Linked DNA regions of Homo sapiens: all the other regions are linked to region 1. Evidence: chromatin loops called from intact Hi-C (ENCODE). Cell type or tissue: B cell. All regions are shown on one strand.

Region 1 (8,000 bases):
GCGATTCTCCTGCCTCAGCCTTCCAAGTAGCTGGGATTACAGGCGTGCGCCACCACGCCTGGCTAATTTTTTGTATTTTTAGTAGAGACGGGGTTTCACCGTGTTAGCCAGGATGGTCTCGATCTCCTGACCTCAGGTGATCCGCCTGCCTCGGCCTCCCAAAGTGCTGGGATTACAGGTGTGAGCCACCATGCCTGGTCTCTTGTGTCATTTTTTAAATAATATTTTTTAAAATTACCAACCACTATAAGAAGCGCTGCTCTTATATTATTAATACTTCCAGTTTGGTATACAGTACTTTTCTATACTAAAAGAAGAATCATTTTATTTTTTTCCAGCTTTATTGAGGTATGTTTGACAAATAAATGTATACAATTAAAGTGCACAATGTGATGATTTGCTATATGTATACACTGTGAAATGATTACCACAATCAAGCTAATGAACATATTCATCATCTCAAATAGGTGCCCTTATTTTCTAGGAGAAACATTTTATATTGCCTCTTCATCACAGTCTGAATTCTGAGTGTCATTTCTGTCCTTCCTGGTCCCTTTTTGCGAGGACAGAGTGGTTCTCTGCATTCTTTAAAAGATATTTTTATTGGTATCTTTTCTTTTTTTTCTTTTTGTCCCTGTAATTTTAAGGTCCTTTTATTTGCTGGTCTTCAAATTCAAAATAGGTGCTTGTTTATAACCAGTGAAACAATGCAATACAAGGATGTATAAAGACAAAGCTAATCATCCCCACCTCAACCTCCTGATGTAATCAATATTAAGAGCTTGCTGAGTATTCTTCCATAACTCTCTTTGTTCATACGAACAGATCAAACCTATGTGCACGTTTGTTTCCACCAAAACATAATCATATAATATGCAGTATTCTGCAATTTGTTTCACTTAACTATATAGGTATATATACATACATACATATATATTTTATATAATATGTGAAATAGACTATATTACTTAACAAAATATAATGAAAATATTCCACGGTCTTAAATTCTTTTCCAGTTCTAAAATTCATTTTTTCTTTTCCAGCGGGCCCACTGTCAGAAATAAAATTCATTTTGGTATTCCTTTAGAAAACATACCACCATTATAATTATTTGTAATAAATTGTTTAATGTCTTTCTTCCCCACTTGACTGACAGCTCCATGAAGTCAGGGTACTTATTTTGCTCACCACTGTATCTCCAGATTTTAAGATAGTGTTGCCAGGATAGTAACTACCTACAATATATTTGTTCATTGTTTCAGAGTTCCCTGAAACCTTCAGTCTACTTAAACTAGGTCACTGACAACACTCAAATACATGTGTGTCTTTAGGAACTCAGGCCCGAGTAAGTCACCACTCAATTTTATCTTAATGGAACCTAGTAACAATACACTTTAAATAATTGTAAAAATTTGGGCTTTTTAGCAAAAAGCCTTCTGCCACAAAAATGAATTTTTTTTTTTTTTTTGAGATGGAGTCTTGCTCACTCTCCCAGGCTGGAGTGCAGTGGCACGATCTCGGCTCACTGCAACCTCCACCTCCCAGGTTCAAGCAATTCTTCTGCCTCAGCCTCCCGAGTAGCTGGGATTACAAGCATGAGCCACCACGCCCGACTAATTTTTATTTTATTTTATTTTATTTTATTTTATTTTATTTTATTTTTTTTTTTTGAGATGGAGTCTCGTTCTGTCGCCCAGGCTGGAGTGCAGTGGCGCTATCTGGGCTCACTGCAGGCTCTGCCCCGGGGTTCACGCCATTCTCCTGCCTCAGCCTCCCGAGTAGCTGGGACTACAGGCGCCCGCCACCTCGCCCGGCTAATTTTTTGTATTTTTAGTAGAGACGGGGTTTCACTGTGTTAGCCAGGATGGTCTCGATCTCCTGACCTCGTGATCCGCCCGCCTCGGAGTCTCGCTCTTTCGCCCAGGCCAGACTGCAGTGGCGCTATCTCGGCTCACTGCAAGCTCCGCCTCCCGGGTTCACGGCATTCTCCTGCCTCAGCCTCCCGAGTAGCTGGGACTACAGGCGCATGCCACCGCGCCCGGCTAATTTTTTGTATTTTTAGTAGAGACAGGGTTTCACCGTGTTAGCCAGGATGGTCTTGATCTCCTGACCTCAGGTGATCCACCTGCCTCGGCCTCCCACAGTTTTGGGATTACAGGCGTGAGCCACTGCGCCTGGCCAAAAATGAATTTTAAAAGACAGATCGGTGGCTCACACCTGTAATCCCAGCACTGTGGAAGGCCGAGGCGGGTGGAACACCTGAGGTCAGGAGTTCGAGACCAGCCTGGCCAACACGGCGAAACCCCGTCTCTACTAAAAAAAAAAATAATAATAACCAGACGTGGTGGCGCACACCTGTAATCCTAGCCACTAGGGAGGCTGAGGCAGGAGAATCACTTGAACCCGGGAGGCAGAGGCTGCAGTGAACCGAGATCCCGCCATTGCACTCCAGCCTGGGCAAAAAGAACGAAACTCGGTCTCAAAAAAAAAAAAAAAAAAAAGAGACACATCAAATATTTCGTGGAAAGAGAGCTCTGCACTCTTAATTAGAAGACCTGGGGGCCGTGCGCAGTGGCTCAAGCCTGTAATCCCAGCACTTTGGGAGGCCGAGGCGGGTGGATCACCTGAGGTCAGGAATTCAAGACCAGCCTGGCCAACCCCGTCTCTACTAATAATACAAAAATTAGCCGGGCGTGGTGGCGGGCGTCTGTAATCCCAGCTGCTAGGGAGGCTGAGGTAGAAGAATCGCTTGAACCCGGGAGGCAGAGGTTGCAGTGAGCCGAGATCGTGCCATTGCACTCCAGCCTGGGCAACAAGAGTGAAACTCCGTCTCAAAAAAAAAAAAAAAAGAGACCTGGATTCCAGTCCCACCTCTGCCATTAACTTGCTGTGTGGACTTTTGAAATTTCCTTATCCTTTTTAGGCCTGGTTCCTCAGCTGTAGTTCTAATATTCATTAATTCCACTAATATTTACTGTCCACTGCGTGCTGGCACTGTGGTTAAGTACTAGAAATACTGGGGTGAATAATAACAGCCAGTACTTTTTAGTAAATGCTTACTCTAGGCTTGAAATTTTGCTAAGGGAGTCATATGCACTATCTCATCTAATTTTCTATGAAATAGGCACTACTGTGACATTTTCTGTACTTTACAAATGAGGGAACTGAGGCACAGCGAGGTGAAATAACTTTCCTGGGATATCAAAAGGTGTGGTGAAGACAGGATTGGATTCCAGGCAGTGGGGCTTCAGATCTCATTCCAGTAATAATAGGAAACCGTTGGTGTCATAATTACGTGACTATTTCAGTGGCTTGCGTTTTGGTCTCAGCCCAGGAGTACTGGGGGGGTGGGCAATATGAGGGTTCAAGGACGCAGGGGTACATCAGAGAAACCATCAAGAGGTCTGATAAAAAGCGACACCGGGAGCAAGAATCTCTCGCTCTCGCAATTTCCATGCCAGGAAGGTGAAATGGGAGGTGTCAGCGAGTCGTACGCACGGCCTCTTCTCTGGACGCCCGTTGGGTAAAGGAGAGCGTCCGGGTCACGCAGGCCTATAGCAAGTCTCTGAACTCGGCAGGGGGCGGGGAGAAAGGGCACGCAGTGTGCGCGCAGCGGGCGCGCCGGCCCTTCCGACGCCTGCGCGGGCGGGCAAACGGACGGCTCCGCCCAGCCGCCGGCTCCTTTACCCCGCCCCACTACCCCCGCCTTCGCGGCGCTCGTTTCCTGGCGCTCCCCACCTTTAGCGAGACCAACGAGAGAACACCGCCTGCAGCTAGAACAGCCTGGTCAGGAGCGTAACGGAGTGGTGCGCCAACGTGAGAGGAAACCCGTGCGCGGCTGCGCTTTCCTGTCCCCAAGCCGTTCTAGACGCGGGTGAGTGGCGGGGCCTCGACCCCCACCCCAAGCGCACCCTGACTCCCCTCCCTCTCTTGGGGGAGGCCTGGGCCCCAGCCCTCTCCCAGCATGCTCCACGCGGGATGCTTGGGCAGGTGCAGCGGGAGGATTGTCAGCACAGGAGACCGAGAGTCTTCTTCCTGGGGGCGCTCTCTTGGTCCCTCAGAGGGATATCGAGGTTACCATGTCCTCCCTCTCACTTCTCTTCCCTATTTCGTCTTCGTTTTCCGTACTTCACCCCAACTACCTTCACCCAAAAAGGTTCATCTAAAAACCATTGGGGTAGTTTCTGTTTCATTTGTGCTCGTGTGCAGTTTTGTTTCCTTCTGCACAAAGTATCCTATCATATGCATCCCTAGTGTTATATTTTTTGCCTCTGTGATGGGGAAAAAATCTCCTTAGAATAATTTTTGCAAATTATTTTATTTAAAATGTGTAGACTTACTGAGTTTTGATCACTATTTTTGCAGCCAGGAGTAGGATCACCATCAGGAAGAATTCTGACACATATGCCATAATTGAGCAAAGAAACATGTGAATTATGTATTGGCCAGAAATAATGAAAACTGCGTGACATGAAATACAAAAATCCTATATAAATTAATCTTAGAGTGCACCTGACAATTCTTTTTCTTTTTTCTTTCTTTCTTTCTTTTTTTTTTTTGAAACAGAGTCTCGCTCTTGTTGCCCAGGCCGGAGTGCTGTGGTGCGATCTTGGCTCACTGCCTGCAACCTCCGCCTCCCGGGTTCAAGCAATTCTCCTGCCTCAGCCTCCTGAGTAGCTGGGATTACAGTCATATGCCACCATGCCCGGCTAATTTTTGTATTTTTAGTCGAGACAGGGTCTCACCATGTTGGCCAGGCTGGTCTTGAACTCCCTACCTCAGGTGATCCACCTGCCTCGGCCTCCCAAAGTGCTGGGATTACAGGCGTGAGCCACCGCACACAGCCGACAATTCTAATATTATGCCGAGCTTGTTTTCTGTCACTTCTCTTCTTGGAACTGTGTTTATTGACCAAGTTCTGTGAGTGACACAGGAAAGTCTTCCTGCCTCTTGCCCCACCCACCGCTCAGAAATTACATCTGCCAAGCTATTCCACACCTTGTCTTTCTGGTAGAAGTCAAAATTCCATTTCCTCTAGCAGAAAACCACAGGAGTGGTTTCCTTGTAGCAATATGGTGCTGTTGGGTGCAAAATATCAGTTATGGTCAACAGATCCCACTTTTTTCCCATTTGTATGAAAACAAGGATATTCAGTAACCCATTTATTAAACTCTAATGTGGTAGAAGCACTATGGCAATTATTCTTCTGTAATGGAAAAAAACCATTAAACTGATATTGAGAAATGTGGTTTCTAGTCCACTTATACCACTGTCTAACTGTGTGACTGAGTCAGTTATTTAACCTCTGTGGACTTCCATTTCCTCTCTGTAAAATGAGAGAAGTGACTGACATTGGGTAGTTTTCTAAGGCTCCTTTCAACCATAAGAGAAAACTGGGAAGTCTAAGTAGCTCAATAGATTGCTTTTTTCTGAAGATGGAGGGAAGATTGGAAAATTCAGCCTTTACTAGAATAAATGGTTAACATACAATTTTTTTCAACAAGTTTATTTAATGTCAGCTTTTAATTTCTTTTATTTATTTATTTTTTCTGAGACAGAGTCTCACTCTGATGCCCTGGCTGGAGTGCCGTGGTGAGATCACAGCTCACTACAGCCTCCGCTTCCCAAGTTCAAGAGACTCTTGTGCCTCAGCCTCCCGAGTAGCTGGGATTACAGGCACCCACCACCACGTCTGGCTAATTTTTTGGATTTTGGGTAGAGACAAGGTTTCACCATGTTGCCCAGGCTGGTCTCGAACTCCTGAACTCAAGGGATCCACCCACCTCAGCCTCCCAAAGTGCTGAGATAACAGCCATGAGCCACTGCACCTGCCTCTTAATTTCTAATTGAAATAAAAGTGTAAATTTTTCCATTTTTACTTCCCCAAAGAAGAAGAAAATTCCTTTTGAGGAAATGAAAATGTTTATTAATGGGCCCCAGATATATCTATCAATATTCCTTTTTGATCCAAAAGATGTAACTTTTTATTATGGGCTTCTATTACATCAATAGTTGGGATACTGTATTGGAAACCATTTAGTTTTAGGAACAAAAGGGTAAATATTAACCTATATGGTGTTATTCTCAAGAAACTTGGTTTAGATTTACTCAAAACACTTAAGGACAGCAGCCATCAGTTAAAGAAAGCACTATGTTGAGAACAGAAATGTCAGCACAATACCATTGGTGATTTGCCATTTATAGGTGGTTTTATCTGTTCAACCCAAGGTTTTGGTGTAAAAGTTCACTATATTTTTAGAGGTATTTAAATAATGCAAGCTTGTGATGTGAAATTCTTTAAAGAGAATGGTGGATGGATAACCTCTGTAACACTGGTTTCAAGGGTTTATTAAATCCCCATAGATGAAGTGCAAAACAAACTTCTCCATAGAGGAGTTGTTGCAAAGTTCCAGTTTATACCAAACAGTAATCAGATTCCATTGGAAGCTAAAGATTTTGAGAGCCTTTTGTACTATATGCAACTAACTTGATTTCAAGCTTGGGAACCTTTTAAAAAAAACATTAAAAGCAAAATGTAAGTATATAAGGAATACCAAATCAAATTTATAGACTAATCTTTTTCTATTAAGTATTTTAAGAGTCTTTTTCTTCTTTATAGGAAAAATGCTTTCTGAAAGCAGCTCCTTTTTGAAGGGTGTGATGCTTGGAAGCATTTTCTGTGCTTTGATCACTATGCTAGGACACATTAGGATTGGTCATGGAAATAGAATGCACCACCATGAGCATCATCACCTACAAGCTCCTAACAAAGAAGATATCTTGAAAATTTCAGAGGATGAGCGCATGGAGCTCAGTAAGAGCTTTCGAGTATACTGTATTATCCTTGTAAAACCCAAAGATGTGAGTCTTTGGGCTGCAGTAAAGGAGACTTGGACCAAACACTGTGACAAAGCAGAGTTCTTCAGTTCTGAAAATGTTAAAGTGTTTGAGTCAATTAATATGGACACAAATGACATGTGGTTAATGATGAGAAAAGCTTACAAATACGCCTTTGATAAGTATAGAGACCAATACAACTGGTTCTTCCTTGCACGCCCCACTACGTTTGCTATCATTGAAAACCTAAAGTATTTTTTGTTAAAAAAGGATCCATCACAGCCTTTCTATCTAGGCCACACTATAAAATCTGGAGACCTTGAATATGTGGGTATGGAAGGAGGAATTGTCTTAAGTGTAGAATCAATGAAAAGACTTAACAGCCTTCTCAATATCCCAGAAAAGTGTCCTGAACAGGGAGGGATGATTTGGAAGATATCTGAAGATAAACAGCTAGCAGTTTGCCTGAAATATGCTGGAGTATTTGCAGAAAATGCAGAAGATGCTGATGGAAAAGATGTATTTAATACCAAATCTGTTGGGCTTTCTATTAAAGAGGCAATGACTTATCACCCCAACCAGGTAGTAGAAGGCTGTTGTTCAGATATGGCTGTTACTTTTAATGGACTGACTCCAAATCAGATGCATGTGATGATGTATGGGGTATACCGCCTTAGGGCATTTGGGCATATTTTCAATGATGCATTGGTTTTCTTACCTCCAAATGGTTCTGACAATGACTGAGAAGTGGTAGAAAAGCGTGAATATGATCTTTGTATAGGACGTGTGTTGTCATTATTTGTAGTAGTAACTACATATCCAATACAGCTGTATGTTTCTTTTTCTTTTCTAATTTGGTGGCACTGGTATAACCACACATTAAAGTCAGTAGTACATTTTTAAATGAGGGTGGTTTTTTTCTTTAAAACACATGAACATTGTAAATGTGTTGGAAAGAAGTGTTTTAAGAATAATAATTTTGCAAATAAACTATTAATAAATATTATATGTGATAAATTCTAAATTATGAACATTAGAAATCTGTGGGGCACATATTTTTGCTGATTGGTTAAAAAATTTTAACAGGTCTTTAGCGTTCTAAGATATGCAAATGATATCTCTAGTTGTGAATTTGTGATTAAAGTAAAACTTTTAGCTGTGTG
Region 2 (8,000 bases), 96 kb before region 1:
AGCATTTTAAAGTGTTTTTAAAGCTTGACTTTTTAAAATTTAATAGAAATAGGAAGGAAAGAAATCAACTCAACATGGAAGCTGATCTGTGATCAAGCTGTGTGTCACCAAGGTAAACCTATATACCTTGGTGAATTATTGCCCCTAAATATCATCTCTTTCCTTAATATAAAATCATTATTAAGTACATTATTTCAAATAATACTTTAATGTGATGGTGAAATGAAAAATATGATGGAGATTCATTTTAGTTTACCTCAAGGATGGTCTGTGTCAGCAGGGTGCCCTTTTTTTCCCCGAGACAGAGAGACAGAGTCGTGCTCTTCCACCCAGGCTGGAGTGCAGTGGCACAATCATGGTTCACTGCAGCCTCAAACTTCTGGGTTCAAGTGATCTTCCTGCCTCAGCCTCCCAAGTAGCTGGGACTACAGGTGTGCACTACCACACTCGACTAATTTCTTTGTGTATCTTGTTGAGATGGGGTCTTCTATGTTGCCCAGGCTGGTCTCAAACTCCTGGCCTCAAGCGATCCTCCAACCTTGGCCTCCCAAAGTGTTGGGATTACAGGCATGAGCCACCATGCCCAGCCCAGGATGCCCATTATGTGGCTCTTGAAAATGAACTATGAGGCCGGGTGCAGTGGCTCATGCCTGTAATCCCAGCACTTTGGGAGGCTGAGGCAGGTGGATCACCTGAGGTTGAGAGTTCGAGACCAGCCTGGCCAACATGGTGAGACCCTGTCTCTACTAAAGACACAAAAATTAGCCAGGCATGGTGCCTGTAATCCCAGCTACTCAGGAGGCTGAGACAGGAAAATTGATTGAACCCAGGAGGCAGAGGTTGCAGTGAGCCAAGATCGTGCCACTGCACTCCAGCCTAGGGGACAAAGAAAGACTCCATCTAAAAAAAAAAAAAAAAAAAAAAAAAAAAAAAAAACAACTATGAGAAATGCTGACTGTTCAAAAACTCCCCAGGGCTGTTCACAGGAGTCTGTGAACTTCATCAAAACGTATGCTGATGTGTGTATATCCACATGTTCAGTCATTTTCCTGGAGGAAAAAGTCAGTAGCTTTCACCAGATTCTAAAGCAAGTCCTTGACCAAAAAAGGGTTAAGAAACACTGATGAAGGGATATCGGGCACTATGACCTCTGAGTAGGGATGACTTTATTGTAGAGAGAAAGTGCTTCTGGAACTCTTTAAATCATTCTACGTGGCTGATCATCATCTTCACCAAATTGCACAGTTAGCCTCATTATGTGAATCTAACTAGAATTGATATGATTACAATAAAAGGATTTTTCCTGCTCAAGGTCTAGTTTATAAAGAAATTGAATTTTCCCCTCAAGGCTTCATTTATAATAAAATGACTTTTTTTTCTTTCTCAAGGCCTTGTTTTCAACATCTGGATTACATGATCTGGTTCCAATATTTTCCTCAAAGCTATCTCTCCTAGCCTCAAAGAACTTTTGAGAGTTTGCCAATCAACAGGAAAAACATTTAGATTACAATACATGCTCTTTCCAGACTAGCCCTAGTTCTCTCAGATATTTCTGTACCCTGAACTGGTGCACTTCCAGGAATATGAGGGATTTTGCACCAGCTGTTGATGAAACAATTCCTTCCACCTGTGTCTTGTCCAGTCCCTAAATTACTAACTCAGAAAGGAAGTTGGAAAGTTAAAGAGGCACACTTTCTCTAAGGAGCCTTAATTAGGTTTGGCATTTGAGTTTGTGGTGTTTTTCTTTCCCTATTAACAAAGGACTATTTGTACATCATAAATAGAAGTAGAGGAAGAAAATGATATCTTAAATCATCCACTTAAAAACCAAGACAAAAATGGTACAGGTGGCTTTTTAAAAGAAGGAGGAAAAATCCCCTCCACATAAGCCCTTTTCTTGAATAGGCCTCTAACTAGCCCTGGTGCAGCTGCAAGGATGCATTTAATGATTCTGTGATTTATTGCTCTACAGAGGATATTCTCAGCCATCATCTGCAGAAGAGGCCCTAGCAATATGTAGAATGGGAGACTAAGAACGTATTGGAATGGGCTAAATTTTCCATGTGGTTTCCATTTTCTTTCTTATTGTACATCAAAAGTATTTTTTTTAAGAAAACGATTTTTAGCCATCACAAATATCATAAAAGCACCCTGCCCCTAGGGCAGCTTGCAGCAGGCCTGAGCCAGAAACTGTGACTAGAAAGAGAAGGAGCTCAAAACATCCTCCATCTTGAAAGGCGAAGCTTCCTAAAGCCAGTTCTTCGCACAAAATCCTCTCTGATCTGAAGACCTATGACTTCTATTGGGTGTCCCCAGACTAAGTCACGATTGTAAGGTAGTAAAGAGCAGCTAATATCGACTGAGCACTATGGGACACCAAATGCTTTGGGTCATTTACATGGATTATTTCATTTACTACTCAATTTATTGTCTCCATTTTACAGATGAGGAAACTGAGAGCTGAGAGAAGTTAAGTCACTTTACCCAAGGGCACAAAGCCTATGAATGGAAAGCTAGGATTTGATCCCTGGTTTGTATGATTTCAATAGTAGTGCTTTTAACTACTACATAGTTGTCACCCCTTTCTTTTCTTCTAGGGTCCCTCCCTGACCACAAATATAATATAATGTCAGGAATTCCTTATACTATCCCCTAGCTACCTAGGAACTAAAACTACAGTAACCATCTATGCCTGTCCTCCAGAGTAATGCCCCATTGTACAAAATTTCCCATATTATCTAATATCTCCCCATGGAACTCTGGGTTTCCCATCAAATCTTTCAATAAAATTATGGCTTTAAATAATAAAAATCATTTCAGGTCCTCCTAATACTAATTGATAAATTTTTCTTGTATATATCCACCTACCCACATAAACACGCATCCTCTTATTCTACTAGTTCACCTATATTGAGTACTTACTATGTGCCAGACATCAAGTTAATCACTTCACATGAATCTTCTCATGTGCTTCTCCACAGTAACCCTATGAGGTAGCTGCTATTATTACATCTGTTTTACACATGAGAAAACTGAAGCTCAGAAAAGCTCCAAAGTTCAGAAAAGCTCCAAGCAAGTGGAGGAGTTAGGGTTTGAATTCAGATGTGTTTCACTTGAGAGCCCAAACCCCTAAACCACTACATTCTACTTCCCCTTTTCTTAACAGTGATAAGTCATGTTGATCGTACATACCAGTCATATAATGTGGTCAAAATAGCCCTTTACTTCTGTGGAGTTCCTCCCAAATCCCACAGCCCCAGCATAATTATGAGAAAAACATAATACGAATATCAGTGGAGGAACTTTCTAAAAAATACCTAACCAGTACTCCCCAAAACTGTCAAGGTCATGAAAAAGAAGGAAAAAATTCCAGGTGACATCTATGAAAATGATGGAGTAGGGAACTCCTGTGAAAGTTCTCAGAATCAAAATGGAGTCACTGTGGAAAAAAAAAATGACAAATAGAGCCAGGGAAGACCATGAAGGGAGGATTCTCATGCATAAATGACAGATAACAAGAACTTTCAGAAAAGACTGCAAAAACCACAACCTTGCACAAAGGCCATCACAACCTCACACACACAAAAATACTTCTGCAAGGATATCTGCCCATCAGCTGCCTGTCCAGCCTTGGAGTGATGCCACCCTTGTTACTGATCCTTGTAGCCAAGGATAAGTATCTCCAAACAATTAAGTAATCCTCATTTTTCTTTTAAAAACTTTGTCTTCATCTACCTCCCCAAAAACGCACATAGTTTACTAGGACACATATTAACATTGCAATGCTCTATTCCTGAATACATATCATTTTCTTTTGGAGGGCCTCTCTCTGTTTGTTATTTAGGTTGACATAAATGGTGTGCAGAAGTGGGACCTGAAAAAGATCTCTATCCGAAGGAATTGGTGATTATTGGAACTGGTGTACAGCACTCACTTGAGCCCTTTGAGCTCTCTGCTTCTGCAGCCTAGTTTTTCTGCCCTGATGAGTCTTCTGTCAGGCCAAGCCTCTCTCTTTTTGTAGATGATTTTGACTTTATTCAGGACTTGGTAATAAGGCCACCTTAAAAAGAGACCTTACATTCCTCCTAGGATGATAAAAGACTTTTTGTCTTTCTGGTATAAAGACAATGTCCTTCTGGTTTGAGTACTCTAGTTTCTATAGAAGTTACACCCTGTCTGTGAGACATGTCTTTTTCTGGTGAATTTACTTTTGGTTCTTTCTACACACCCAATTTAATATTTTATTTGATCTCCATGCTTCATTTAAAATTCTTATGAGCACTCTAATTTTGATTTCATTTTGGTTTGGTTTTGCATCTCTATAAATGATTTCTCTGTTTTCCCTTGCTTGTTTCTAAAAATCTTCTGAGAGCAAAAATAAAAAATTGTAAATGGTGGGCACAAGGAGGCTGGTCAAAGGCCACTAGGGTGGCTGGGCATGGTGGCTCATGCCTGTAATCCCAGCAGTTCGAGAGGCCAAAACAGGAGGATCACTTAAAGCCATGAGTTTGAGACCAGACTGGGCAATAAACCAAGAGGCCCCCATCTCTCCAAAAAAAAAAAAAAAAAAAACTAGTAAAACTAAAAGTATTTAACAGCCACTAGGGCGATCACCACCATCTAAAACATTAGTCCAAACTCCTGACAGTCTCTAATAGGATTTATAAGATTTTCTTTGCTTTCAAGAGATTAATAAGAAATGGAATGAGATTCTTAAACATTAAGGCATGCCAGGTTTTCTGGGATTCCAGCCAAGTATATTAGAGATTCTAGCGCATATGGTTTGTTTGTTTGTTTGTTTGTTTTTGTTTTTGTTTTGAGATGGAGTCTCACTCTGTCGCCCAGGCTGGAGTGCAGTGGCACAATCTCGGCTCACTGCAACCTCCACTTCCCAGGTTCAAGCGATTCTCCTGCCTCAGCCTCCCAAGTAGCTGGGATTACAGGCGCCTGCCACCATGCCCAGCTGATTTTTTGTATTTTTAGTAGACATGGGGGTTTCACCATGTTGGCCAGGTTGGTTTCAAACTCCTGACCTCAAGTGATTCACCTGCCTCGGCCTCCCAAACTGCTAGGATTATAGGCATGAGCCACCGCGCCCGGCCTAGTGCACATGTTTAAAATAATGGGCAAACTACATCAAGAAAAGTTCAGAGCTCAATGGCCATTATATAAACTGTCTGAGCTTATAAAAAAAAACCTGAAACCAACTATAGAGTTAATACAGAGAGCCTTCTAAGTTCTCTATCTCTCTACTGTTTTTCTGCCTATTTTGAATCTGCTGACTTTTCTACTGGTATTGAGATAAACTCACGACTTGTGGCGTTCCAGCCAAGAAATAAAAGGTCTTAAAAGGCTTTCAAATTAACAGCTTTACAAATTACAACATCTCTATGGCAACCAACAACCTAGACCTAAGAGACATCCCTTTTAACATAAATTTAGGTTTACCTAAATAGCAATAGCTTAGGGTGATGGAACAGTTAATTGAAGAATTAATATTCTATAAGAAATAGAACTAGATAAATGTGTATAAAAGCCTCTCTACTCAAATAGGACAAAATCTTAAGCTCAGAGCAATTATAATATAAGCTATCTTTGTCCAACATAAAAATTGCTTTGTCTGCCATGCAGGGGCCAAAAAAAAAGCCAGAAAAAAAAACTGGAAAAAAAAGCCAGAAAAAAAAGGACGCTTCCCTGCCCACATTAACTTGTCACACAAACCAAACCAACAAACGAAAGATAGATTTGTTAATAAAAATTTAAGGCTACTTGGATATTTGGGTTTCCTTATACAGTTTAGCCAGTTCTAGCTAGAATGTACACATTAAAATTTTAACCTTATATTCATTTGAAACTGAAAAAAAAGGGGGGGGGGACAAAAGGCAAACGGGATTAAAAAAAATCAGGACGCTTTACTCAAAATTTTGGTCCACAGCCTTCATTAGATTACCTATTAGGGCAAATAAAGTTTATTTAGCCTTATGAACAGGTCCCACGTTGTAAGAAGTATAATTTGGATCTAATTACCATTTATAAACTGATGAGTTTTTATTATTATCTCATGGCTAAAATTCCAAAATGAAAGTTATAAGATTCTATGTGAGTGTATATGTATATACGTACACATACTATGTTGCATGTTGTGCCTACATAGTAAAATCTGGTGTAGTCAGCCAGAAATGCCTTAAGAAATTCTATTCAGATTGGTGTAAATACGAATATCATTCAAGGCTACTATGAACACCTTTATGGGCATAAACTAGAAAACCAGAAGAAAGGGATAAATTCCTGGAAATGTACAATCCTCCCAGATTAAGCCAGGAAGAAATAGAAACTGTGAACAGGCCAATAACAAGCAGCGAGATTGAAATAACTAAAAAGCTACCAACAAAAAAAAGTCACGGACCACATGGATTCACAGCTGAATTCCATCAGACATTAAAAGAATTGGTACCAATCCTATTGACACTATTCCAAAAGATAGAGAAAGAGGAAATCCTCCCTAAATCATTCTATGAAGCCAGTGTCACCCTAATACCAAAACCAGGAAAGGACATAACAAAAAAAGAAAACTACAGACCAATATCCCTGGTGAACATAGATGCAAAAATCCTCAAAAAATACTAGCTGTAATTGAATCTAATAGCATATCAAAAAGAGAATACAGCATGATCAAGTGGGTTTCATATCAGGGATGGTGAGATTGTTTAATATATGCAAGTCAATAAATGTGATACATCACATAAAGTTAAAAACAAAAATCATATGATCATTTCAACAGAAGCAGAAAAAGCATTTGACAAAATCCAGCATCCCTTTACGATTAAAACCCTCAGCAAAATCAGCATATAGGGGACATACCTCAATGTAATAAAAGCCACCTATGACAAACCCACAGCCAACATTATACTGAATTGGGAAAAGTTGAAAGCATTGTTCCATTCCTGAGAACTGGATCAAGACAAGGATGCCTACTTTCACCACTTCTGTTCAAAATAGTACTGGAAGTCCTAGCCAGAGCAATTAGACAAGAGAAAGAAATAAAGGGCATCCAAATCAGTAAAAAGGAAGTCAAACTGTCACTGTTTGCCAGTGATACAATCATATACCTAGAAAACCCTAAAGACTCATCCAAAAAGCTCCTAGATCTGATAAATGAATTCGGTAAAGTTTCCTTTACAAAATAAATTTACCCTGCTATATGCTATACACCAAGAGCGACCAAACTGAGAATCAAGTCAACCCCTTTTACAGCAGCTGCAAAAAACAACAACAACAACAACAACAACTTAGGAATATACCTAGCCAAAGAGGTGAAAGATCTCTACAAGGAAAACTACAAAACACTGCTGAAACAAATCATTGATTAACACAAACAAATGGAAACACATCCCATGCTCATGGATGGGAAGAATCAATATTGTGAAAAATCACCATATTGCCAAGAGTAATCTACAAATTCAATGCAATTCCCATCAAAGTACCATCATCATTCTTCACAGAGCTAGTAAAAACAACCCTAAAATTCATATGAAACCAAAAAAGAGCCTGCATAGCCAAAGCAACACTAAGCAAAAAGAACAAATCTGGAGCCATCACATTACGTAACTTCAAGCTATACTACAAGGCAGTAATTACCAAACCAGCATGGTACAGGTATAAAAACAGACATGTAGACCAATGGAACAGAATAGAGAATACAGAAATAAAGTCAAATACTTACAGCCAACTGATCTGCGGCAAAGCATACAAAGACATAAATTGGGGAAAGGACACCCTATTCAATAAATGGTGCTGGGAAAACTGGCAAGACACATGTAGAAGAATGAAACTGGATCCTCATCTCTCACCTTATACAACAATCAACTCAAGATGAATCAAAGACTTAGATCTAAGACCTGAAACCATAAAAATTCTAGAAGGTAACGTCAGTAAAACTCTTCTAGATGTTGGCTTAGGCAAAGAGTTTATGACCAAGAACCCAAAAGCAAATGCAACGG
Region 3 (8,000 bases), 130 kb after region 1:
TTTTCTGGTTTTCCAGAAAACCTCCACATAAAAAGGAAAAAGAAAAAAAGGAAAAAGTAATAAATTAGTATGAATTGAGCATTTTAATGATTCTATTTTATTGCCTTTGTTGGCTTATTAAATATAACTCTCTGTTTTGTTATTTTAGTGGTTGCTTTAGGTTTTATAGTAATACATCTTTAACCTGTTACAGTCCACCTTCTTTTTGTTTGTTTGTTTTGGAAGCAGAGTCTCACTCTGTCACCAAGGCTAGAGTGCAGTGGCACTATCACGGCTCACTGCAACCTCAACCTCCCAGGCTCCAGCGTTCCTCCTGCTGCAGCTTCCTGAGTAACTGGGACCACAGGTGCACACCACCACACCTGGCTAATTTTTGTATTTTTTATAGAGACGGGGTTTCACCATGTTGGCCAGGCTGGTCTTGAATTCCTGGAGTCAAGTGATCCACCCGCCTTAGCCTCCCAAAGTGCTGGGATTACAGGTGTGAGCCACCTCTCCCATCCCAGACCTTTTATATGGCATTAATCCATTCATGAGGCCAAAGCCCTCATGACTTAATCATTTCCCCAAAAACGCCACCTCTTAATACCACCACAGTGGAGATTAAGTTTCACCATGAATTTTGAATGAAGCACATTCAAACCATACCACTATTGTTGCCATGCATTTTTTCTACATGTTATAAACTGCACAATACAATGTTATTATTTTTGTTTTAAGCCAAATATAAAGATTTAAATTATAAGAAAAAAAATCTTGTGCATTTTACCCATGTAGTTACCATATCCAGTGCTCTTCATTCGTTTGTGTAGATCCAGATTTTCATCTGTTATCATGAAGGACATCTTCTAACATTTCTTCTAGTGGGGTATCTGCTGTTCCTTCCCTTATCCCAACAACAGAGCAGGCCAGTCCCTCCCTACCTCAGGCACATACTCCACAGCCACTAAGAAGGACTAATCCCTGGAAAAGCTCCAACCACTAGCCTTTAACCAACCAATGAAGAAATAAAGATATGGTGACCTGGAGAGAGCACTGGACCTAGGGACACAAGAAGTGAGTTCATGTCTATCTCTACTCACTACATAGTGACACCGTGAACATTCCTGGGTTTCACTGTTTTCATCTGAGAAGTGGGGGAATAATTTTCTTAACTTCATTCACGTGATTGTTGTGAGAATGAAATTAGATAACAGAGGAAGGCTGGTGGACTGTAAGGAGCATATTGGATCCTTCCAATTCCAACATAAACACTTCCTAGTTGTGTGACTTTGGGAAAGTTACTTAACTTTTCAGGGCCCTAGTTTCCCAATTTGTAGAATGAGATAGTATCTGTCTCACAGGGATGGATGAATGAAATGAAAAAAATATTTAGAAGTGCCTGACCTAGGTCAGGCACGGTGGCTCACACCTGTAATTCCAGCACTTTGAGAGGCCGAGGCGGTGGATCACCTGAGGCCAGGAGTTCGAGACCAGCCTGGCCAACATGGCGAAACCCTGTCTCTACTAAAAATACAAAAATTAGCTGGACATGGTGGCGCTTGCCTGTAATCTCAGCTACTCGGGAGGCTGAGGCAAGAGAATGGTTTGAACCCAAAGGCGGAGGTTGCAGTGAGCCAAGATCATGCCACTGCACTGCAGCTTGGGTGACAGAGAGAAACTTCGTCTCAAAACTAAATAAATAAAATAAAATAAAATAAAAGTGCCTGACCTGTAATAGGCATTCAGGAGATGGTAATACATTGCAAAATCTAGATAATACCTTCTAAAATCCTATAGAAATGGGGTAAGGGGATACACAATAGGAGGAATTTTCTGTGTTGTTTTTTGTTTTATTTTTTAGATGTGACCCTCCTTCATAAACATTGATTATTTTAGCTCTTTGCCATAACATCTTTAAATTCAAGATGTCACAATAATAGATTTTGGAGAAACTCAGGGCCATCCTGTGTCATACAGGATTAAAAAAATACTTTTGGAAAGTGGACAGAGACCTCTAACTCCACCTTGACCAGCCAAAAATAAGTGCTCTGGAAATTAGCCTAAGACACGCATTTCCCCAGTCAAAATATATGGTTCTTATAGATGTTTTTGACCTTCGTTGATGCAGCTTTCTTCACACGCTGCATGATTTAGTGTTTGTCCATTAGAACGTTTACTACTCTTAACTGTTCATATGTATTTTGTACAATCCTGCTAATTTTCATATTTATTTATTTCTAATTTCATTTATTTCTTTTTTCCTTTTTTTTTTTTTTTTTCCTGAGAGACAGGGTCACTTTGTCACCCAGGCTGGAGTGCAGTGTCGTAAACATGACTCACTGCAGCCTCAACCTCTTGGGCTCAAGTGATCCTCCCACCTCAGCCTCTCAAGTAGCTGGGACAACAGGCGTATGCCATCATGCCCAGCTAATTTTTTTTTTTTTTTTTTTGAGACAGAGTCTCTCTCTGTCTCCCAGGCTGGAGTGTAGTGGCACGATCTCGGCTCACTGCAACCTCCACCTCCTGGTTTCAAGCGATTCTCCTGCCTCAGCCTCCCGAGTAGCTGGGACTACAGGCATGTGCCACCATGACCGGCTAATTTTTGTATTTTTAGTGGAGATGTGGTTTCATTATGTTGGCCAGGCTGGTCTCGAACTCCTGACCTCGTGATCCACCCACCTCGGCCTCCCAAAGTGCTGGGATTATAGCCGTGAGCCACCGCCCGGCCCATGCCCGGCTAATTTTAAAAAAAATGTTTCGTAGAGATGGGGTCTCATTATGTTGCTCAGGCTGGTCTCAAACTCCTGGGTTTAAGCAATCCTCCCACCTCGGCTTCCCAACCTGCTGGGATTACAGGCCTGAGCCTTTGCACCCGGCTCTAATTTCATTTATATTGTAACCCTATGTCACTTCTTACTGGGACTTTCAACACTCTTTATATGTATCAGATATATAATATGTTAATAACGTTCATTAAACTACTCAAACATAAGCAAAATCACAGCAAACATGCCTGATGAACCACCAATGCCAGAGACCAAAATGGCAGCCAATAACCATCTGCTGGTGGCAGAGTTGATGACATTTGCTCTTCACATGTGGTTCTCTAAGAAATGTTTTAAGCAGAGGAGTCTCTGTGTATAGAGAACTTACTACGTGGCAGGCATTGTGCCAGGATTGGGAAATGCAGTGGGGAGCAAGCCAAATCTACTCTCTGCTCTCCCCAAATTCCCAGTCTAACAGAGGACACAGATCAGGAAGTGGACAGTTGCCATACAGTGTGGTGAGATGATGGGGAGCCGAACACCCACAAAGAAAGGTCACCTAATCCAGGCTTGGAGAACAGAGAAGACTTCCTGAAGGAAGTGATGTCTAAGCTGAGCCAGTAGGACGGGTAACATTGAGTCAGGCAAAGATGGAGGGAAGTGGGTCCTAGGCAGGGAACATGGTCTTTTCAGAGAGCTGAGTGATGAGGAAGGCTGGAGAGGTAAGTGGAAACCAGGCCACACAGGGCTTTATAAGCCATGGGAAAGAAGCAGGGAGTAGTTGGGTCCTCTGGAAGAAGACCTTGAAGTCTCAGCTGTCTCTTTCACTTAGCACTGTGAACTTGGACAAGTTACATATGCCTTTAAGCTTCAGTTTCCTCATGTGTGAAATGAGGACAAGGCTGGTCACGGTGGCTCACACCTATAATCCCAGCACTTTGGGAGGCTTAGATGGGAAGATTACTTGAGGCCAGGGGTTCCAGACCAGGCTGGGCAACATAGCAAGACCCCCACCTCTAAAATTTCCCTTTTTAAATTAGCCAGGCATAGCGGCACATGCCTCTAGTCCTAGCTACTCAGGAGGCTGAGGCAAGAGGATTGCTTGAGCTCAGGAGTTCGAGATTGTCTGGGCGACAAAGACCCTGTTGAAAAAAAACCAGAAAAATGAGGACGATATTCTAATAATAACTACCTCATAAGCTTAAGCTTAAGTGTTAAAAGTGGACATAAGTTACCAAATACATAATATGTGCTCAATAAGTATCAGGAATTTCTGTTCTCTTATTTTTTAGAGATGGGGTCCTTAGCAATTATTTCTATATTATTTCCTCTAAATACGAAGTTGACATTTTGGCTGTTGGAGACTTGGTGGTTTCATAGATTTGTACAGGTTATATGTATGTGTGCATATATTATATAATTATAATATAAATTAATTACATAATTATTTAATTATAATTATTTATAATATGCAATTATATATATAATTGCATGTTGGCTTTTTATCATTCCTATGCATTAAAAACTTTTTTTGCATTTACATGTTTTTGTTTATAATCTTCGTCTTTTGCTTGTTTGTTTTTGTGACAGTCTTGCTCTGTCGCCCAGGCTGGAGTGCAGTGGCGTGATCTCGGCTTACTGCAACCTCTGTCTTCTGGGTTCAAGCGATTCTCCTACCTCAACCTCCCAAGTAGCTGGAATTACAGGCGTGCGCCACCACGCCTGGCTAATTTTTGTATTTTCGGTAGAGATGGTGTTTTGCTATGTTGCCCAGGCTGATCTAGAAATCCTAGCTTCAAGCGATCTGCCCGCCTCGGCCTCCTAAAGTGCTGGGATTACGGACCTGAGCCACGGCGCCTGGCTTATAATCTTAGTTTTGTTGATTACGAAATTGTTTTATATATTGATATAGTGCTATTCTGTCTCCCTTTCTTTTCTAACTTCTCGTCCATGGCTTTATATCTTAAACATTATTATACTTCCTCCAGAGACAGTGTTTTCTCTCTTCCTCCGTCTCCTTGAAACTTGTTGGTTTTGTGCCTTCCTGCTTAGGGACTCTAAATTGGTACCGCTTAGGAAAGAGCGCCCTCTGGCATTCATCCGGTGTCAGTTCAAGAGACCATTTTCCATTACTGCGGTCTGTGGTCCCTGCCTGCTGGCTATGAGCGGAAACCTTCAGTCCCGGAGAGCGTGGAGGTTGTTAAAACTGTAGGTTTCACAATTTAAAAAAAAACCCGGCCGGGCGCGGTGGCTCACGCCTGTAATCCCAGCACTTTGGGAGACCGAGGTGGGGGATCACCTGAGGTTAGCAGTTCGAGACCAGCCTGGGCAACATGGTGAAACCCCACCTCTACTAAAAATACAAAAATTAGCCGGGCGTGGTAGTGCATGCCTGTAATCCCAGCTAATCAGGAGACTGAGGCAGGAGAATCGCTTGAACCCGGGAGGCGGAGGTTGCAGTGAGCCGAGATCACGCCACTGCACTCCGGCCTGGGTGACAGAGCCAGACTCCACTCAAAAAAAAAAAAAAAAAAAAAAAAAACCCTCTGGCTGTTATAAAATGTCCTTGTCCTTGAAATGTCGAAGGTATCACACACCTACTTATCAATATAAAGCCCACATTAATGTATCCATGCACAAAGATTATTACATACAAAGAGACTTCCCTAAAAGAAAAAGCACAAGGATTTGGAGCCCTGGCATCTAGGTCTACATATCCACTATTACTGTGTGGCCTTGGGAAAGTCTTTCTCTCAGTTGATCCTCTCATTTTTAAAATGAAAATGTTATATTAGATCGATATTTTGCAAAATGTTTTGTAGAATACTCTCTATTATGTTGAAGGCATCACACGCATACAAAAGAGAGAGGGGAGGAGAGGCTACATTATCAAATAAATTTGGAAACTGAGGGGTAAGCAAAATAAAAGTGTTTATTGCAGGACTTTGGAGAGATTTTATAGTGCTAAATACGTATTATGAATTTACAACACATGTCTACAGTTTCCCAACACCAGTTGACAACAGAATCTTTTGCTGACAGAGCACCTTGCAGGATTCTGTAATAATGCAGTATCCTTGCAATGTTGTAGTATTCTTGCAGGATTCTGAGAAAAAATAATTTTGAAAATGCTGGTCTAAGTCTGGCCAACATGGCAAAACCCCGTCTCTACTAAAAAGACAAAAATTAGCCAAGTGTGGTGGTGCACACCTGTAATCCCAGCTACTCAGGAGGCTGAGGCAGGAGAATTGCTTGAACCTGGGAGGCGGAGGTTGCAGTGAGCTGAGATTGTGCCACTGCACTCCAGCCTGGGTGACAGAGCAAGACTCTGTCTCAAAAAAAAAAAAAAGAAGAAAAAAATAAAAAAGACAAGACAAGCCAATGCTGGTCTATGCCACCATTTAATTTGGCAAATCTTCCTGATCACTGGATCCCTTTGCTAGATAAAGACAAGGCCAGGCAACTAATGTGCTGTTAGGACGCCAAGTTAATGGTAAGGAAAATCTAACAATAATCATGAATATAGCCTCTTAATCATAATAACAACAGCAATGATAATAGTTCATGTTTACTGGGAGCGCAACATTCCAAGGCACTGTACCAAGTGACTTATAAACATTATTTCATTTCATCCTTGCAACAAACCACTGAGAGAATTTATATTATTATCATCACCATTTTAAAGATGAGGAAACTTGAGGCCAAGGCAGGCCAATCGCCTGAGGTCAGGAGTTGGAAACCAGCCTGGCCAGCATGGTGAAACCCCGTCTCTACTAAAAATACAAAAATTATGACCGGGTGCAGTGGCTCACTCCTTCAATCCTAGCGCTTTGGGAGGCCGAGACAGGCAGATCACTGGAGGTTAGGAGTTCAAAACCAGCCTGGCCAACATGGTGAAACCCCGTGTCTACTAAAAATACAAAAAAAAAAAAAAAATTAGCTGGGTGTGGTGGCACACACCTGTAATTCCAGCTATTTGGGAGGCTGAGGCAGGATAATTGCTTGAACCCAGGAGGTAGAGGTTGCAGTGAGCTGAGATCACACCACTGCACTCCAGCCTGGGCAACAGAGCGAGACTCCGTCTCAAAAAAAAAAAAAAAAAAAAAAACACCAAAGATGAGGAAACTTAGTATGAGAGTGATTGAATAGCTTAAAGTCACAAAACTACTAAGTGTTAGAACTGGGATTAAAATCCAGGCTGTCTGCTGCAAAAGCTAATATGGTAAGTATGCTATAGTTAAGGTGACCACATAACTTCTTGTCCAAGTTGATGCACTTTTGAGTGGAGAGCTCTGAAACCAACTATATAACTTTTCTGAAATATTTATTTTGTACCAAAAATTGATTTTATTATATTAGTGTGCAAAAACCGTTGTCAAAAGTAAAATGCTTTATTTAAAAAACAAAGATAACATTCATCTGTGTATATTAAAGCAAAATGTTATTTATATTGATTATCTGAAAATTTTCAAATAGCCGGAGTAATTATTATTGGTACATGTTCACATAGTCTAATCAGTTTCTTAGTCCTGTCTTATAATGGATCACTGGTATTTTTGTGAAGAAGGTATTGTTTCAATATGATTTTGTTATTTTTATTTTATTGTATTTTTTGGAAACAGAGTCTTGCTCTGTCACCCAGACTAAAGTGCAGTGGTGCGATCTCCGCTCACAACAACCTCCGCCTCTCCTGTTTGAGCAGTTCTCCTTCCTCAGCCTTCCGAGTAGCTGGGATTACAGGCGCACGCCACCACACCTGGCTAATTTTTGTATTTTTAATAAAGACAGGGTTTCACCATATTAGCTAGGCTGGTCTCAAACTCCTGGCCTCAAGTGATCCGCCTGTCTCCACCTCCTAAAGTGCTGGGATTACAGGTATAAGCTACCATGCTCGGCTGATTTTGATAGTTTTAAACTTTAAAATAAAATGGTCCGCAATCATTTTTAAACTTGCATTTTAGGCTGGGTGAGGTGGCTCATGCCTGTAATCCCAAAACTTTGGGAGGCCCAGGAGGGCTGATCACCTGAGCCCAGGAGTTTGAGACCAGCCTGAGCAACATAGTGAAAACTTGTCTTTATAAAAGAGAAAAATTTGCATTTTATGGCTAAGAAATTTGAAATTGTTCATACCTTCAATTATCTCATATCTGTAAACCATACTATTTTTAATTTAGAAAATACTATGTCTGCAGGTGCTGAGATAGTATTGAGGTGAGTACCCTGCACCTCAAGTTCAATAAATGGTATACATCT

The links. A loop is a pair of places that touch in the nucleus more often than their neighbours do. Peaks named below come from ENCODE experiments on the same cell type or tissue, not always from the same donor. Only the 100,000 strongest peaks of a DNase experiment are listed, where the experiment ranks them.
Region 2: a loop joins it to region 1, with 2.2 times the contacts of the local background. A loop is called at or near these places in 3 of 110 quality-filtered maps.
Region 3: it touches region 1 in a loop (2.5-fold over the local background); 6 of 110 quality-filtered maps call a loop at or near these places.

Annotation. Positions count from the first base shown.
Region 1 is chrX:120,625,791-120,633,790 of GRCh38, reverse strand. It overlaps C1GALT1C1 (C1GALT1 specific chaperone 1), which reads left to right and starts at 3,737. Exons shown (of 2, transcript NM_001011551.3): 1 at 3,737-3,874; 2 at 6,620-8,000. The coding sequence starts at 6,625. The coding sequence ends at 7,581. RefSeq lists a silencer at 3,500-3,769 and an enhancer at 3,429-4,356. In B cell, no CTCF peak of the experiment used is centred here; a DNase peak (open chromatin) is centred at 3,660; H3K4me3 peaks cover 1,520 bases; H3K27ac peaks cover 2,516 bases.
Region 2 is chrX:120,721,639-120,729,638 of GRCh38, reverse strand. No RefSeq gene overlaps it. Among named protein-coding and RNA genes, the nearest start is that of C1GALT1C1, 96 kb to the right of the region's middle. In B cell, no CTCF peak of the experiment used is centred here; a DNase peak (open chromatin) is centred at 3,138; H3K27ac peaks cover 859 bases.
Region 3 is chrX:120,495,062-120,503,061 of GRCh38, reverse strand. It overlaps the pseudogene RNU7-68P. Among named protein-coding and RNA genes, the nearest start is that of LAMP2, 30 kb to the right of the region's middle. In B cell, a CTCF peak has its summit at 4,843; a DNase peak (open chromatin) is centred at 4,831.